Regions from separate parts of the Homo sapiens genome. Here region 2 is linked to region 1. The links are chromatin loops, found by intact Hi-C in ENCODE. Cell type or tissue: HCT116. All regions are shown on one strand. Each heading gives the region's core, and the rest is flanking DNA. Links, peaks and the distances in the headings are about the cores only.

Region 1 (2,910 bases), core at 124-2,623:
AGCCTATGGATTTCCACTGCAACCTCAGTGTTTTGTTCATATGTAGACTGGTAAGTTCCTTGTTCTCTGAAGCTTCTTTCAAAATCAGTCATTAAAGGTTGAGGACTTAAATCATCTTTTTCCTTGGGAAAGGATTTTTGAAGAAAACCAATTAGCTCCACAATCGTCTCTGGATTGAGGATAATATCTAAATTATTCACCTGTAGGGAAATCACCTGAAGAGTACTGTCTAAATTCATCGATGGGCACTCTGAACTCACAAACTGATATTCCAACTTAATAAGGGACTCTTGCTCTTTGGTAAGAATTTTGTCAAGTGAAACACTAGTAGCTGATCGGTCGTTCAGTGTAGCTCCATCAGTTAAGTGGGCCACATTCGGTCCAGAGACAGGAGACTGGGCCCTGCTATCCCGAAGGCTTCCCGTTGGAATATCAAAGCTCAAGTTCTTATGTGAAGCCATCAAAAGGTCAAAATCAGCACCATATGTCTGCATGGTATCCACCAGGAGCAAACCATGAACAGTTAGGGAGACTTCAGCATCATAAGGCCTCTTCACAAAGTGAGCATTGGTACCAAACACCTTGAGCACAGAAATGTACCGGCCATTGCTCTCAACACCAAGCTGCATACAGTTCACTTTAAATTCCGCCAGGAGGAGCTGCGACTCCACCAGAACCTCGCGGGTATGCTGCTCCAACAACACAATGCTCTGGGTTAAATTCATTACGGAGTCTTGCAAACTTCCCCGCTGCTCCTCCTGGGGAAAAATCTTTTCTTTAATCTGAGTGTCAGAAGTTTTCATTTCTGGGGTGGTGAGGAGAGCAAAGCAATTCTTTAGTGCAGATATTTTATCTTCATTAATGTGGATTTTTAAGTCTGGTAAGTTGCCTGAGAGCACGGCTCCTGGATATTTGGGATCTGAAGTATAAATCAATCGACGCTCTAACTGTAGGTGAACGTTGAACTTCTCTACCACATGTGTTGGTCCCACGTCAATATCCTGGACATGCTTCCAATTGTCTTTCACTCGTCCAACCATGATCTGGAGGTCCATAAATGACAGCGAGTACCTCTCATACATCTTTGTGCTCATTAAATGTGCTTGAAGCTGTTCTTCACTGAACTCAACTCCAGAAAAGGGAGGTGTTTTCTCTCCGTTGCTGCTGCTTGACTCGGGAGGTGGGGTGTTAGGAGGTGTGGCCAGGGGGGTCTTATATTCATCATCACTAAACTGGGTCTCTTCAGATGCTGACCCATCCCTACTTTTCCTCCTGGAGTTATCTGAAGATAAAAAAAAGAAGATTCAAATATATGTCTGCTATTTCCCTCCTCTTTCCCTTAATGTAATAATTATGAAAGGTAGAGAATCAACCAACCCCAGTTTGTTTAAGAAAACTGAGGAAAACTCTTAAGCATAATATCTTTGTTTACCATTTTCTAAGTGTGAATTTACCTATAAATTTGGAAATCAAAACACAAATATAAAAAAGTATGGACACGAAAAAAGCTGGAGGCCCCCTGACATGAGCGCCACCTGCTGACCCAATGCTGCCTCCCCACTTCTCCCCTGCCTTGCCATGGGCGTGAGCTGCTTTCACCAACCCTTTCTTACGTCCCTCTCTAGAGTCTTTTATTTCTTTTCCTTTTTCTGTGTGTTCATTTGTTTCCCCCACTGGAATGTTCTTTTATTTCAGGTGAAGTCTCACTCTGTCACCCAGGCTGGAGTGCAATGGCACGATCTCAGTTCACTGCAACCTCTGCCTCTCAGGTTTAAGCGATTCTACTGTCTCGGCCTCCCAAGCAGCTGGGATTACAGGCATGTACCACCATGCCCGGCTAATTTTTTGTATTTTTTACATTTTTATTTATTTATTTTTATTTATTTTTGAGATGGAGTCTCATTCTGTCACCCAGGCTGGAGTGCAGTGGCATGATCTTGGCTCACTACAACCTCCACCTCCCAGGTTCAAGAGATTCTCCTGCCTCAGCCTCCCGGACAGCTGGGATTACATGTGCCTGCTACCATGACTGGCTAATTTTTGTACTTTTAGTAGACACAGGGTTTCACCATGTTGGCCAGACTGGTCTCGAACTCCTGACCTCAGGTGATCCACCCACCTCAGCCTCCCTAAGTGCTGGGATTACAGGCGTGAGCCACCGCACCTGGCCAATTTTTTGTATTTTAATAGAGACAGGGTTTCACCATGTTGGCCAGGCTGGCCTCGAACTCCTGACCTCATGTAATCCACCCACCTCAGCCTCCCAAAGTGCTGGGTATTACAGGCATGAGCCACCACGGCCCAGCATCCACTGGAATGTTCTGAGAGAAGAGAGGTCTCATCTTTCTTGGTCAACACAGTCTTCCTAGTGCCGAGGTAGTGCTTGGTGAGCGGTAACTGATCAATATGCAATTGTGTGGCCCCAGAGTCCACAATCAGCTCCTCTTTCTCCAGCTGAGCAGTGCGCCAAGACAACTATAAAAATACACCACTGGGGCTGGGCATCGTGGCTCACACCTGCAATCCCAGCACTTTGGGAGACTAAGACAGGCAGATTGCTTGAGGTTAGGAGTTCGAGACCTGCCTGGCCAACATGGCGAAACCCCATCTCTACTAAAAATACAAAAATTGGCCGGGCGTGGTGGCTCACACCTGTAATCCCAGCACTTTGGGTCGCCAAGACAGGTAGATCACTTTGAGGTTAGGAGTTCAAAACCAGCCTGGCCAACATGGCGAAACCCTGTCTCTACTAAAAATACAAAAAATTGGCCAGGTGCGGTGGCTCACGCCTATAATCCCAGCACTTTGGGAGGCCAAGGTGGGCGGATCACCTGAGGCCAGGAGTTGAGACCAGACTGGCCAACGTGGAGAAACCCCATCCCTACTAAAGATACAAAAATTAGCTGGGCA
Region 2 (2,836 bases), core at 1-2,500, 500 kb before region 1:
CCATCGTCTTAACTTAGACACACATCCTCGGGAGGAATTCACGAATGCACCCTCACTAGATCTAAACCCTGCAGTACCTTCCTAGCATGGCAGCCTCTCTATAGCATCTAGCCCAGGAGATCCCGCTGGCTTATTGGGATGGATGTGTGACACCTATTTCAGGACAGAGCTGCCAACAGGACAATGCATGGACATTCTAGTGTCCCCTTCGCTGTTACCTCCTCACAAGCTGGCTCACAGTAGATACCCCCTGGTGTTTACAGTAATAAAGAAAGTCTTTGCTGCGGTCTGCAGAGAAAGCTCACCATACTTCCTCACCTGAGCAGCTGGTCCAGGTGGCCTTCGAGGAAAGAGACAGAGTGCATGTAAAGCTTCTGGAAGTAGTCCAGCTTGAGGAACTGAGAGGTGAACTGGATGACAAACTGCTCCTTCCTGTCTAGGGGAATGCAGGCAGAGACATGGATGTTGAAGAGAACAAGTTTGCGGAGATTCCTCATCTGGCCCAGGTAAGGGGCGAACCTTATAAGAATGGACAGCTCCCACGGGCAGCACACTTCCACCTCCTGGATACAGTCTAGCTCCACCGTGTTCAGGACCTCTATGATCCTGTGGATGGCTATTCCAAAAATCTGCAGCTCCTTGCAACACACGTGCAGTAAGCCTTTTCTCTGCTTGCCCCACTCTAAGAAGTGGGTGAGGCATTCATCCAGCGTCCCATTCTTGAAGCAAAGGTCTAGGATCACCATCAAGGGCTGCTGCCCACCCGGCCTTGGACAGTTCCCTGCTGTTCGTCTCTTACTCAGGGCCTCTGGGGAGAGTGCAGAAGCTCCAGACCATATGCCCCAGAAGTTCTCATCCACATTCCGCAAGTCCAACACTTGAAGTTTCCACCGCCTGTGGGTAAAAGAGAAGAGAGGCTCCAAATTTAGGAAGGATTTGAGCTTTTATCCACATCCCGGACATCAGCGACTCTCCTCCCTGCTGCTTCTCCCACTCTCTGTCTTTTCTCCATCCCTCTTTCTCCTTGAAACCTGCCTGGTCCCCACTGCTAGTGTCTTCAATTGCCACTGGCAGGAGGCAGGTTCCTGATCCTTCAGTGGACCCTGCATGGTGAGCAGTCCTTTCCCAGAGGAGCTGGACAATGGCCAAGGCCTCTCTGAGCTTCCTCCCCAGCCCCATCAGAAGTCTCTGGGCCACCCTTGGGCCTCCCACTCCTTCTGACCCAGCTAACCCTACCCTGGATGCCTGAGCCCTCCCCACCTGGTTAGCTGGGTCACCTCACCTGGGGCGAACCTTCTGGGCAAGCAGTGCATCAAGCCCCTCCAGCACAGCTCGAAAGATCTCTAGATTACATGACTTCATCAGGGACCCTAGAGGAAGGCAGGTGAAGGGCCAGGCCTGCACCATAGTTGTCAGGGTCTCGCAGCATCTCCTGGTAAAGGCCTCCATGAACAGTGGGGGAAAGAGCTCCCTGGGCAGCTCCTCCAGGGTGGGGATGGCCAAGGCCCGGTCTCTCAGCAGACTCTGCTCAGCCAGCTCCAGGAGTCTAGGTGGGGCCTGGAGGCTCATCCTGATGAATCTAGAGAAAAAAACATCATTCTTACGGCAAATCACATCACTTCATCATCTCCTAGTGCCAATGTCATTGCTCTGGTAGAGGTGGAAAGGTAATTAGTTCACCCCAATTCCACTCTGCACTTTCTGGACACAAATCTGTAATTCTGCCCTTGCTGGTACCATAAAGAATGTCTTCCAAACAATGAGGAGAGGGCAAGGTAACCACTGGCCCATTCATTTTCAACCATTGCTGCACTAAATCTCAGTAACACTGGGAAGCGTTGCTGAGGATCCTGAAAGCTAAGCTCCACCTTTTTGAGAAAATATTTCTTGTCACTTACCACCCTAAAACAATGGGAACGAGAATGTCCTGTGGCCCCACACAGCCTACATTCTCAGTTCCCACAATTGACATGCTTGCAGAAGACTAAAGGGACTCCTTGGAATCAGCGCCATTATTTTTTATTTTGAAAAATTGTAACAAGAAATTGTAAAAACAGCATGACAGTGTTCTAGAGCCTGTGAAAGTTAGGGATAAAAACACTAACTCTCAGATGAAGGTTCCAATGTTGATCTCTTACACAGACTCACAATGACCCACTTTGGGATGGAATCTAGGGGAAAAAAATGGGTCCCATGTTCAGAACAAAGACTCCACTCTTGAGAATGGCCTATGGAATATCTTTAAGGTATTAGTAAAAACTAAGGCCTAACATGTAAAATCACGATGCCACCAAGTCTATGAACTATAATTTAAGGGCACAAAAACCAATTATTTCAAATGTCACGAAATAAAAATTCAACCAGTTGTAACTTTTTAATATCTCTTGTTAAAAAAAAAACTGCTTCAATAAGAATTTTGAAATGACAAAAACCAAGCACAAATCCAATTTTGGGGGATGAAGACAAAACTACATTTAGAGGAAAAATCAAAGCCTAAATTTGTTCTTCTGAAAACAGACAAGAAAATTCTCTCTGCCACCTTGGGCTGCATGTCACCATCCCTGACTGGCTGGCTGGCTGCAGATCAGATGGGCATGACCCTAAGGAGGTGGTGACTTACCAGATCTGGACTCAGTTTGCAGGGTGCTGCAACCTCTCAGAGAACCGAGCAGTAGCTCCAGGTGTCAGCGCCTTGGATTCTCTCCTGTGCACCTTCGGGAGCTTTTATGGACCTTTCTAACCACACCCTCCCCATCTCAACAACCAACTTCCAATCAGAAAATGATGTCTGATTAGATTCTGAAGTTCCACCCAGTTAATCCTGATTGAGTTTGCG

Evidence for each region. Peaks named below come from ENCODE experiments on the same cell type or tissue, not always from the same donor. Only the 100,000 strongest peaks of a DNase experiment are listed, where the experiment ranks them.
Region 2: a loop joins it to region 1, with 3.0 times the contacts of the local background. A loop is called at or near these places in 2 of 110 quality-filtered maps.

Annotation. Positions count from the first base shown.
Region 1 is chr1:12,274,197-12,277,106 of GRCh38, reverse strand. It overlaps VPS13D (vacuolar protein sorting 13 homolog D), which reads right to left. Exons shown (of 70, transcript NM_015378.4): 19 at 1-1,282. Among named protein-coding and RNA genes, the nearest start is that of VPS13D, 46 kb to the right of the region's middle. In HCT116, for the core only: CTCF peaks have their summits at 651 and 1,540 (motif pointing left); a DNase peak (open chromatin) is centred at 1,563.
Region 2 is chr1:12,773,601-12,776,436 of GRCh38, reverse strand. It overlaps PRAMEF12 (PRAME family member 12), which reads right to left and starts at 2,699. Exons shown (of 3, transcript NM_001080830.5): 1 at 1,283-2,699; 2 at 319-894. The coding sequence starts at 1,569. In HCT116, for the core only: no CTCF peak of the experiment used is centred there; no DNase peak of the experiment used is centred there.